3 separate regions of the Homo sapiens genome follow, and all the other regions are linked to region 3. Evidence: read pairs that join two places in POLR2A ChIA-PET (ENCODE). Cell type or tissue: GM12878. All regions are shown on one strand. Region 1 overlaps COL4A2 (collagen type IV alpha 2 chain). Region 2 overlaps MYO16 (myosin XVI). Region 3 overlaps MYO16 (myosin XVI).

Region 1 (4,000 bases), 1.7 Mb before region 3:
AAAGAATTTGTCTAAGTCCCCAGACTTGAGTTTTGTTTTGGACTCTGCCACAATCTGGGTGTGAGATTTGCAGAGGCCATTTCCCTCCTGAAGTCAGTGTGCTCGTACGTGAACTACAGGACATGGGCTGGCTCCTGGCTCAGCTCCTCCCAGCTCTGCCCAGGGAGGGGAAGTGGGCAGTGCCAAGCAGCCGGTACACAGCTCCTGCCTTGCCTCTTCAGGCCTCAACTCTGTGGCTTGCTGGAATTATCTATGGGACTGGGTGGTTCTGTCTGGGTGAAGCAATTCTCTCCCTGCTGGGAGAGTCTACCACTCACCGCCCAAGGATGAACAAAGCTCTGCAAATTGACCCAAAGCTCATTCACTGGTCACATGAGAATCCATTTGGAACTGGAATCCATAGTATGCTTGTGATTTCTGCTTCGTGTCCAAAAGTTATCCAGTGACGTACAACTTCCGATGTTGGCTGTCACCATGGTGACGCACAGATGAACTGGGGTACCATGCCCATAAAAGGCTGAGCTAGCCAAGTGCTGGGGTGTGGCGAGTCTGCAGCCAGGCATTTCCAGGGCTGTTACAGTAGCACCACAGGGAAGAGAGACGGGAGCCACCCCAGGGGAAGCTGTGGGAAAGAACAAACTATGCACACAGCCCTTTCGACAGCAAGCTCTGTCCAGCTGCTATTTTTATGTATTATCTTACTTTAAAAAAATACTATCAGTCCAAAAGTAGGGCAGACAGAGCAATGCTTCTGCAAGAGCACATTTGGGAAAATCTGTTAATTAATAAATAGTTAAGCCACATGCACCGGATTTGTAGTATTGAAACAGATGCTCTATCTTAAAAATGTTTTAATACAGTAGATGCAGCAGTCCTGAGAGTAATTGTCTCCTGTAACACACAGAAGAATATCTCCAGGAATAAGAAAATGGTAAATGGCATCACTGATCTCTTTCTTACCTTTTATCATCAGCTATTTCTATCACTTTATCAGTGAATGTTCAGGGTCTCACCTGAATTAACAGAGCAGCCCTGTGTGCTGATTGTTAACACACTCCAGTGACTGGCTGTGTGGTCCCTTGGCAGCACGGGCCTCGGCCCAGGTGAAATGACAGTGTCAAGCATCACGCAGCACCCAGAGGTACAGGTACAGCCAGATTTCAGGCCACATGAGTGCTGCGCGTGCACAGTGGATCCCACAGTCCAGGCCCCGGGGTGGGGGGCGGGTATCGTTTGCCTCTGTCTTTTGTACAACCCTTCAGACAGCTGCCAATCACAGCTTAATTGGATCAGTGTTGATAACCCGTCTGGATAACTAGAGGACAGCCAAGCCCACACGGAGTTTTGGATTACTCAAGTTAATCAGATTAACCAGAAGGTGTCGATTTTTCATTTTACTTGGCAAAGTATAGAAAGAGACTCAAGGTGTTTCCTTCACTAGGGACGCTGGGAAATAAAAAGGTCTCAATGCCTGTGCTGTGAATTCGTGAAATCACAGAGTCTTGGGGATCCTTAGAAATCCCCTCCTAATAACCTCACTGAAAAGACCTCTGGCATCGTGTAACAGTACACTGCTATGCAGATGCCATTATATACTGAAATAATCTGAACTAGCTATGTTTACTGAAGAATCAAATTCTCCTAAAGGCATTATGGAAAATGTTACTATGTTGATTCTGCATTAAATAATCATAGAAAGTGAAAAGAACAGATCCGGTCACCTCTACTCAGTTTGTTTGGGTTCTGTTTATCTGATGACATGGAGAAGAATGCAGAGTCGCTCTAGACACGAACTCCGTCCCACACAGCTAGTCTCACAGATATGTGTATACCACCAATTCTATCCATGCCCATATAAGGCTGAGCCAGTCAAGGGCTGCGGGGTGGAGAGTCTGCAGTCAGGCATTCTCATCACTGCCACAGAAGTGTCGTTGGGAAAATCCATAGCATGAGACCCAGGGGAATTTTACATCTTGTGAAATGGCTTCCATAAACTTAAAAATTATTTAGCCTTGTTAAGTGCTGATAAATGATCTTCAACCAGCAATTTCTAAACCATAAAGTCCCCACAGCAGGCAGAGGAATGCTTAACCGAAACAAAAATAACTGTTTTGAGAAGTGCAACTAATGATGAATGCAGCAGGTGGAGAGATGGGAGCTTTGATCAAAGGGGCAGGAAGCCTCCTCAGTTGTGATTTTTGACAGTGAAATAATGATCAGTCACAGGTCAGGAAATAGGAAGACAGTATTTATAAAGAGGTTCCCTATCACGAACTGTGCCCATTTGATTTTGTGGAGGGGACACAGGAGAGGAGGCAGCGGCATCGCACCTCAGCCCTGGAGGCCAAGCTCCAGCAGAGGGTCGTTCTTCCTGGCAGGTAGGGATGGGAAATGGCTACGGTAGAAACTGACTTCAGGATTCAACTTGGGGAAACTCATTTGGACACCCAAGGGCTGTTATAATTTCTGATTCCAACAACATCAGGGCAATTCAGGGAAGAGTTTCCAGTTGCCTTGACAACCTGGCATTTGCCAAACGAAGGTGTAGACAAGCATGTGTCCTAGGGTAGATACATGAGTCCAGGGAATAAAGGCAAGGAGGCTGTGTCATAAAACAAAATACTACTCCCCACACCTTCACACATGCAAGATGGACTTAAAGGTGCACATATAAATAATACTTTTAAACCAAGTAACACCAAGACTCAGTTTTAAAGATATCAGTTTTAAAGGCAACAGAATCAGAGATCAATCACTTTGATTGAACATATTAAATCCAATATCAGGGCAATATTTCAAATTCTGCCAGATGTAATGGTGATGATTTGGGGTACCCTTTTTTCCTCTTACTTATCTATCAGACGGACCACATCAAAGACATTCAGGGAGTAAATATTTTCAAAGTGAGAATTGTTAGCAATGATACAACTGCCAGTGCTCCCTAGTTTGTATAACTATATTGCAGTATAAATGCAACTACTTTTTTCTTTACAGAATATTTTTATGACATTTCTGCTTATTATAACTATAAAACATCATTGCTTTATATATGCACATATATACACACATGCAAACACACGTACGTACTTATAATGAACAATGAATGAAAGAAAAGATGCTTATGAAAATTAAAATTGCTCTCAATTTTGTAGGAAAGTGGTATACATTGACCCAATTTTGCATTATATTATTGTTTGTTCTAGTGGAACAGAATACAATTGATTAAATTTCTTAGCAAAGTATGCAATGACTTACTCAGAAAATTTAAGACACTCTCATTTCAAATGGAAGTACAATCAGGCACCGCATCATGACTTTTTGGTCAACAACAGACTGCACTGAAGATAGTGGTGCCCTAAGATGACACCGGATCTGCCCAGCGCATAACCCACATGTTTGTGGTGGTGCTGGTGGGGACAAACCTGCTGTGTTGCTGGTTGCATCAAAGTGTGGACATGCAGTTACATGCAGTGTATGACACTTGGTGACAAGCAACTGCGTCACTGTTTTCTGCATTTACTATACTCTACTTTTTATTGTTATTTTGGAGTGTACTCCTATTTATATGTGTACATATGTTAACTGTAAAATAGCCTCAGGCAGGTGCTTCAGGAAGAATCCAGAAGCAGGCATTGTTCCCAGAGGGGATGACGGCTCCATGCGTGTTATTGCCCCGAAGACCTTCTGGTGGGACAAGATGTGGAGGTGAAAGACAGTGATATTGATTATCCTGAGCCCGTGTAGGCCCAGGCTCCCATGTCTGTTTGTTTCTTTGTTTTTAACAAAAAAGTTTAAAAAGTAAAAAAAAATTTTTTTAATAGAAAAAAACATCGAATAAAAACGTAGAAAAAGAAAATATGTTTGTACAGCTGTACAATGTGTGTTTTAAGCTAAGTGTTATTGCAAAAACAGTCAAAAAGTTTAAAAAGTTTAACAGTTTATAAAGTAAAAAAGTTATAGTAAACTAAGGTTAATTTATTACTGAAGAAAGAAAAATATT
Region 2 (4,000 bases), 50 kb before region 3:
ATCTCTACTAAAAATACAAAAATTAGCTGGGCATGGTGGCATGCGCCTGTAGTCCCAGCTACTCAGGAGGCTGAGGCAGGAGAATGGCTTGAACCCGGAAGGTGGAGGTTGCAGTGAGCCGAGATCGTGTCACTGCACTCCAGCCTGGCAACAGACCGAGACTCTATCTCAAAAAAAAAAAAAAAATTGGGGTGGTTCCCATGACCCTCTTCTTGGGTTCAATAATTTGTTAGGACAACTCCCAGAACTCAGGGAAACACTTGACTTACGTTTACCATTTACTATAAAGGGTACTAAAACACAGAGTGATGAACAGCTGGCAAAGAGGCACATAAGGCGGGTCTGGGGCCAGGCATGGAGCTTCCAGGCTCACCAGGCGGCCCTCACAGCTCCCCAGTGTGTTCAGTAATCCGGGAACTCTCTAAACCCCATAGTTCAGAGGTTTTTATGGAGTCTTCGTTACATAGGCATGTTCGCTTATTAACTCAACATCCAACTTCTCTTCCTCCTCCAAAGTTTAGGGGTTGGGGCTGAGAATTCCAAGCTCATAATCATGGCTGGGTGACCAACCCCCAGCCAGAAGCCACCAGGGGCTCCCTTATTAGAACAAAACATGTCCCTATCACCCAGGAAATTCCAAGGGATTAGGAGCTCTGCCTCAGATAGGAACTCTGTGTCAGAAACTAAGGTCAGAGATCAAATATATATACAGATCCACAGATCCACAAATAGACACAGATACAGATATATACACACACAATAAGAGATATATATCTTGTTCTATCACAATAGCACATACCCCCTTTCCTCTTGCTGGTGTTGCCCTCACAGATCTCTTGTATATCTAACCTCCTCTTTGTGTTCACTTCTCAGTGGATCCAAACTAACCCAGGCTTGCTAAAAGGAGACACAAGCCAAAACACACCTTTCATGCTTGAAACAATCTCATAAGATGAAAAGAGAATGCCCTAGGGGTTGCCCCTGCTTGGAATCCAGCCTGCACACCCCTCCTGTGGCATCTAAGAAGGCAACACATCTGACTAGGCGCGGTGGCTCACGCCTGTAATCCCAGCACTTCGGGAGGCCGAGGCGGGCGGATCACGAGGTCAGGAGATCGAGGCCATCTTGGCCAACATGGTGAAACCCCGTCTCTACTAAAAATACAAAAATTATCTGGGTGTGGTGGCACATGTCTGTAATCCCAGCTACTCAGGAGGCTGAGGTAGGATAATCACTTAAACCCGGGAGGCGGAGGTTGCTGTGAGCCGAGATCGCGCCACTGCACTCCAGCCTGGCGACAGAGCGAGACTGTTTCTAAAAACGAAAAGAAGGCAACACATCTTACTCCTTCAGAATCGCCAGAGGCATAAAGCATGTTTCTTCCTATCATCTGTCCCACTCAAAAAAGAAGTTCAGGGGACACACACCAGGGCCCCAGATTCTCAGGCTTAATGCTAAACCTTATCTTTCTACAATTCAAATGGGATGTAAAATTGTGTTTGTGATCTTTATTTTTATTAGAACAAGAAGGTAATTCTTTTTCTTTATAGAATAATTTTCAATTGAGAAGGAAACAGAGGCAGTTGTCAAATCTATGTTGTCCCAGGGTATTCAAAAATGGCTTCCACAATCACGCGGCAGTGCTTAGCCCAGTTAGAGCTTCTCAGATAACACACCAATTCTGCATAAAGCAGCTCATTTATCAGACACAGATTTCCCGCTTGTAAATGCTTCCCATGAGAGTTAGGTCATGGACTATAAGGTTTGGGTATTTTTCTTTCTTTCTTTCTTTTTTTTGGCAAATTGCTAAATTAATCAGTAATTCTTACTGTCTGTCGTCAAAGGCTACTATAGAACAGGAGGAAGGAAGGAAAGGGAAGCTTCTCCTGTGAGCCTGTCACAAGCCAGCAACTCTGCTTGGGATTGTAAATGATTGAGGACATAATCTCACATCTGAGTTGCTTAAAGTGGGAAGGATAAGGCACTTATATCGAGAATTGAATCATAATTGTATAAATAAGTGAATTATAGATCCACAGATAAAATGCCTGTAGGCGTACAGAAGAGAAATACAACTCCTTCAGCTGAGGAAACCAGGGGAGATTTCTGAAGGAGATACTATTTAATTCAGGCATTAAGATGAATAGAATTTAGATATTTTGAGATGGGGGTAAGGATGAGAAACAGAAAGAGGAAACACACAGAGGCCATTTATACAGCACCCTTGACATTAGTGGCTCCATCTTAGAAAAAGACTCTATCTTACATTTCATAAGGCACGTTGCCAGCAGGGATCAGATATTTTGCCTGATCAATAAAGATGCATCCAGCCAGATAAAGACATGACCAAGCACATTCTTCCACTATCAGTCCTAACCAGGGGACTCTTGCCCATAAAAAGAGCAAGACTTCAGCAGCTCGAAACGGCCTCTTAACAGACACTATCTTACTGTCCCTTGTGATAAGCACCCAGAATCTACCACCGAAGGCTCTGCCCACATCACTGACCCTTCCATGCACGACTCATGGTCTGCCCAGGCCAGACCAGGATATTCTTTTTGTCTACATCTCTCTCCCTGGACTGGTTCCTTAACCCTTTTTCTTTCCCCTTGATGTTAAATGTCACTTTGTTTGTTGTGGAATATTTAATCTATAGCATTTATCTATTGATTACATATACTAGTATATATGGTTTGCAATCTTGATTGATGTGTGGAGTGGCTTGAGCCTGTGTGCCCGCGGCTCTGACTACAAGTGAATGGGAAGCACCACCGAGAATTGTCTCCCTGGGAATTCCATGCAGCCCGTGATTGAAGTAACGTCAGTAAAAGCCTGACATTGTGGGAAGACACAAACCTGGGCCTCTTGTTATCTCTGACATTGCACTGCTCACAATAGGCAGAAAATGAACCACTGTATTCAAGGAACGGCAAGGTCCCTATTAGATCATATTCATCATGTTTCTCAACAGAGATGATTGAGGCATTTGGAATGGGACAGGCATTTTTCTGTTTAGCACTGTGCCATAGACTGCACAATGTTTAGCATGTCTATCCCCTGAACGGATAATATCAGTGGTATCCAAGAGTAATTTAGCAAATATGTGAAGTTGAAAACCACTAGAATCTAACTCAAATTGGAGCGTGGTGGGGGTTACTGAAACAGATTCCTGGCCCCACCCTCCAGTTTCTGATTTAGCAGGTCTGTGATGGGGCCTGATCATTTACATTTCTAACAAGTTCTCAGATGAGGAGGATGCCGCTGTCCTGGGAACGGTCTTGGGGCACCATTGTTTATGGAGTATAACATAGAGAAATGGAAAGTCATATTGGAATAATGAGATTGTGGAGGACCATGAATAGCAATGTAGTTATACGGATAAAGAGTCTCTGAAGTCAAATGCCTAACTACATTTCTACATTCCATTCAAGACTTAGAGAGAAACATAAAAGAGAAACATGGATGGCTTTAGAAATCTCTTAGGAGAGAAACAAAACTCTGGCTCTCTCTCTCTTTATTTACCACCCCCACCCCCATAGCTGTGGAACAGCACTACTAGCAGAGTAATAACAAGGAGCACATGTTCACCTTCTTGATGGAAAAAAAAAGAAAGATGAGGAAGATGAGAAAAACAAGACCAATGGGACGGGTATTTATTCTGGACCATAAGCTCCACGAATCAAGAACCTCACCTGCCTTGGCTCAGTACAACCTCCCACACAGAACACAATTCTGGGCACATATATGCCACAGAAAACATATTTGGCAAACAAATGAATGAATGAGAGCTGAAACAACATTGGAAATGAATAGTAGGCAATGGAGAAGGATGATGTAAAAGTTACAAGCATCACTTTAGGCACCGAGTCACATGCAGGGTGAAGAGCAAAGCCTTTTACTGAAACTCCTTAGTGGAGTCTGGAAGGGAGACGTGAAAGACCCATGGTCAGTTTATACAGAGAATATCAAATATAACTATTAGATTTCAGACTGAAGTTTC
Region 3 (4,000 bases):
TAAAAACCCAGTGTAAATAATGAAAACACATATGAAGAAATTTGACTAGTTAAAAGTGGTGGAACACCCTTAACTATTTATTATATAAAATGGAGAGCCCCACAGGAAACCATATTTCGACGATGGAGTTGACATCCTTTTGGGAGGAAGGCACGTTTCCGGGTTGGCTGAGGTGCAGTGATGCGAGTCCTTTGATTGCTGGTTGTGGTAATCTGAAGTGCTACTCCTCACTGAAAGAAATCTAGCAGTTTCTACAAAACCTTAAACTACACATACCATTTGATTCAATGTTACTGCTCTTGTGAATCAATATTCCTATAAGCCAAAATACTTAAACAGAATGTCTTAATGCCTGTCAAAAAAGAAGAGTTTAATAAATAGATGGTTTAATAAATGCTATAGACTATTACACTACTTAGCTATCAAGAAACAATGCCTAGATATATAATTTGCCAGAAAAGATGTCCATGTTGTTAAGAGACAGAAGGGAGGGCTGCCTAAGGGGACATCTGGGCTAAAGGTTCATATGTGGGAAAATATAGATGATGCTTAAAGCCATGAGAATGGATGAGGTTGTCAAAAGAAAGTTAGGGCCACGCCCGAAGAAGAAGAGAAAGCCAGCAACTGGGGTGGAGGAAAAGCTGCTAGTGAATTAGGAGAAAACCCCCAAGAGCTGCAGAAGAAGACGTGGTAATCACATCAGAAATTAAGGAACATGAGGCAGGTCTAGTGTCCATTGGATTTTGCCACATAAAGGTGGTTTAAGTAAAGTGGATTCCACTGAGTGGTAAAGGAAAGCAGCGGGATGCAGTCATGGAAGAGGAGACAAGGAGGTGAGGGTCGAAGGCCACGGGCATGGGCAATCGTTTCAAGGTATGACCTGCAAACAAGGAAATGGGGTGGTGGCCCGAGGGAAGAGAGAACAAGGGGGGACTTTTGCTTAATTGGAAGATGGATGGATTGGCCACATATTCACTCTGTTGGAAGCTGATGCAGGAGAGAAAGGGGAGAGCTGAAGGGAAATGCAAGCTTGCAGGAGGCAGAAGGAGACAGAATTGCAAGCGCACTGGCCTTGGACACACAGGAGGAAATTCAGGACTGCAGGTGAGAAGTGGGCAAAGAGGAATACATGCGCAGACACTCTGCAGATTTAATGGTGGGAGGGTAGGTTTGTAACTCCTCAGCCTGGGAGATTGGAGTTAGAAGAAGGGGTCTCTAGGCATGAGCAGTCGTGCCTACCGTAGAAACAAGACGAGGGTACAGGAGAGTGCTGCCTGCCTGGGTGAGATGTTTGATCATGATGTTAAATGAAATCAGTCTGCTTTTGCTCTGATGTCCTCCTTCAAGGGTCATCCAGCTCCTCTGGGGCAAGGACAGACATGCTGGAAAGGGGGGTTCCACCTTGGGTAGGTATTCGTCACTCGAGTGGAACAGAGGGAGGTGAGGGCAAGGAGTGAAGTGGCTTCAGCAATGGACTATGGGCGCTGGACCAGGCGGAGAGCAGGATATGGGAGAGTGAGGACATGGAGGGAGCAGCTTCTGGGTGTGTTAGTGCATTGCAGAAACACTGCAGTGAAAGTTCTTGAATGAGCGAACAGTGTGTGCGATAGCTAGAAAAGTGAGGAAAGCATTTTACTGGAGGTGGTGTTCATCAGCATGAGTGGCTTGAGGAAAAAAATGGGTTTTAACCTTGGTATCATAAAACATGTTTAATATGTGTGATCATTAATACTCAGTGTCAACTTGGTTGGATTGAAGGATGCAAAGTATTGTTCCTGGGTGTGTCTGCAAGGGTGATGTCAAAGGAGATTAACATTCAAGTCAGTGGACTGGGAGAGGCAGACCCACCCTCGATCTGGATGGACACCATCTGATCAGCTGCCAGTGCAGCTAGGATAAAAGCAGGCAGAGGAACATGGAAGAACCAGGCTGGCTGAGTCTTCCAGCCTACATCTTTCTCTCATGCTGGATGCTTCCTGCCCTTGAACATCAGACTCCAAGTTCTTCCGCTTTTGGACTCTTGGACCTTTGACCACAGACTAAAGGCTGCACTGTCAGCTTTCCTACTTTTGATATTTTGGGACTCTGACTGGCTTCCTTGCTCCTTAGCTTGCAGATGGCCTATTGTGGGACCTCACCTTGTGATTGTGTGAGTTAATTCTCCTTAATAAACTCCCCTTTATATATACATCTATCTTATTAGTTCTGCCCCTCAAGAAAGCCCTGACTAATACAACATATAAAGTAACAGATTTTCTGATACAATTCGTTCTTAGGTGTTGTAAATGAATTCTCAGCTCTGGAGAATATTCATTTTAAATAACTTTAACCTTCCTCCTGCTGCAAACAATGCTGCCCCAAACCCGTATGCTTAGAGAAGAGCTGAACCAGGAGAGAAATAGGTCAGGTGTAGTTATTGCAATGCTTCACCCCCAGAGGCACGTGAAGGGAACTCCACAGGTAGACCTCAAGCCTCCGCTTCAGTTCATTAAAACAAAAGTAGTTTCAAGTCTCACATGGCCTTAAAGTTCTGTGAGCCCATGACTCCCTTGAGTTCCATTTCTCATTTCTGCTTGCGCCTCAGCTGGGGCCTGGTCATGTTCATGTGTTACCTCTCAACAGGCATGGGGCTCTGAGACTGGCTCTCACTGCAGATCTGTCTAAAGCTACTTCTCAGCTACCAAGATACATGAAATGGCCACACTTTTTGCTGTGGTGTTCCTACACTTTCCTGCTATATCCTGCTTCCACAGTAAATTTTTACACTCTAGTTTTTAACCCTTCTCTAAAATAAAGTAAAAATGTTTTACAAAGTAACAGATATTATCATAAACTGGAGATAACAACTGTTAGATTAAGTTTCGACCTTGAAGCGTATAATTTTTTCACCTTAGATGATGAGTATTTTCCCAGGTGACTAACAGTTCCTTGCGAGCATTAGCTATTGGTCACCCAGCATCCCACCTGAAGGCTTCCTGTGATTCACTAGGAGCACATGGGATGCTAATGTTGCACATTTCAGAAGGTCCTGCTCCTGCCCTGGAATTCATCCACTTCCTGCATTGCTGTCTGGCTTGAAAGTGAACGTGCTATGGTGATAAATCTGGCTCAGAATGAAAGACAGATATGTGGTAGAAATGCAGGACAGGCGAAGAAGGAATGGAGTGTGACGAAGGCCGATGAACCTCGCCAGCAGATCAGCCCAATATGGGAGACAACAATTTGGGAAAATCTTACGCATCAGGAACAACCATTAAACCATGAATTATGATCCTTATCAATAAACCCTTAGGATACCATGAGGGCATTCACTCTTTTTTTTTTTTTTTTTTTTTGAGTTGGGGTTTTGCTCTTGTCACCCAGGCTGGAGTGCAATGGCGCGATCTCAGCTCACCGCAAGCTCCGCCTCCCGGGTTCAAGCAATTCTCCTGCCTCAACCTCCCAAGTAGCTGGGATTACAGGCTCCCACCACCACACCCAGCAAAATTTTGTATTTTTAGTAGAGACAGGGTTTCACTATGTTGGCCAGACTGGTCTTAAACTCCTGACCTCAGGTGATCCGCCTGCTTTGGCCTCCCAATGTTCTGGGATTACAAGCGTGAGCCATCACGCCCGGCCTTCTTCTATATTTTGTTCATCCTTCCAAGATATAGCTCAAGATGCATTTTTTTCATAAAACACCCTTCACTAGTTCAGCACAGAATGCAGTATAATTTCTGAACTCCTTAACACATCGCACCATTTCTCCAGTAAAGTTAGCATTTCATAATATTCATGCTTCCTTTCCATTTTATAGACTGTCACACTCAAAGCTTAGAAAGCAGTCAGATCTTTAGTAAGTAGTTGCTAATTACTTTCAGAAATGCATCAGGAATGTTTAAATTCATTAATTTTAGATTTCATCTCTTATACTAGCATGCTAAAAGAAATATCTCACAGGCTCCAATTGACATCACCAATTTTCTGAAATGTCTACAATTTTCCGAAATTCTACAATCAA

Evidence for each region. ChIA-PET counts read pairs that join two places held together with the same protein. Peaks named below come from ENCODE experiments on the same cell type or tissue, not always from the same donor. Only the 100,000 strongest peaks of a DNase experiment are listed, where the experiment ranks them.
Region 1: POLR2A ChIA-PET joins it to region 3 with 8 read pairs; 1 of 35 experiments calls an interaction of 5 or more read pairs at or near these places.
Region 2: POLR2A ChIA-PET joins it to region 3 with 5 read pairs; 2 of 35 experiments call an interaction of 5 or more read pairs at or near these places.

The regions. Positions count from the first base shown.
Region 1 is chr13:110,358,013-110,362,012 of GRCh38, reverse strand. All of the region lies in intron 4 of COL4A2 (collagen type IV alpha 2 chain), which reads right to left. Among named protein-coding and RNA genes, the nearest start is that of MIR8073, 19 kb to the right of the region's middle. RefSeq lists enhancers at 653-1,153, 1,154-1,654. In GM12878, no CTCF peak of the experiment used is centred here; a DNase peak (open chromatin) is centred at 2,113.
Region 2 is chr13:108,681,212-108,685,211 of GRCh38, reverse strand. The region is part of intron 2 of MYO16 (myosin XVI); the gene reads right to left. Among named protein-coding and RNA genes, the nearest start is that of MYO16, 54 kb to the right of the region's middle. In GM12878, no CTCF peak of the experiment used is centred here; no DNase peak of the experiment used is centred here.
Region 3 is chr13:108,631,414-108,635,413 of GRCh38, reverse strand. All of the region lies in intron 1 of MYO16 (myosin XVI), which reads right to left. Among named protein-coding and RNA genes, the nearest start is that of MYO16, 3.8 kb to the right of the region's middle. In GM12878, no CTCF peak of the experiment used is centred here; a DNase peak (open chromatin) is centred at 2,447.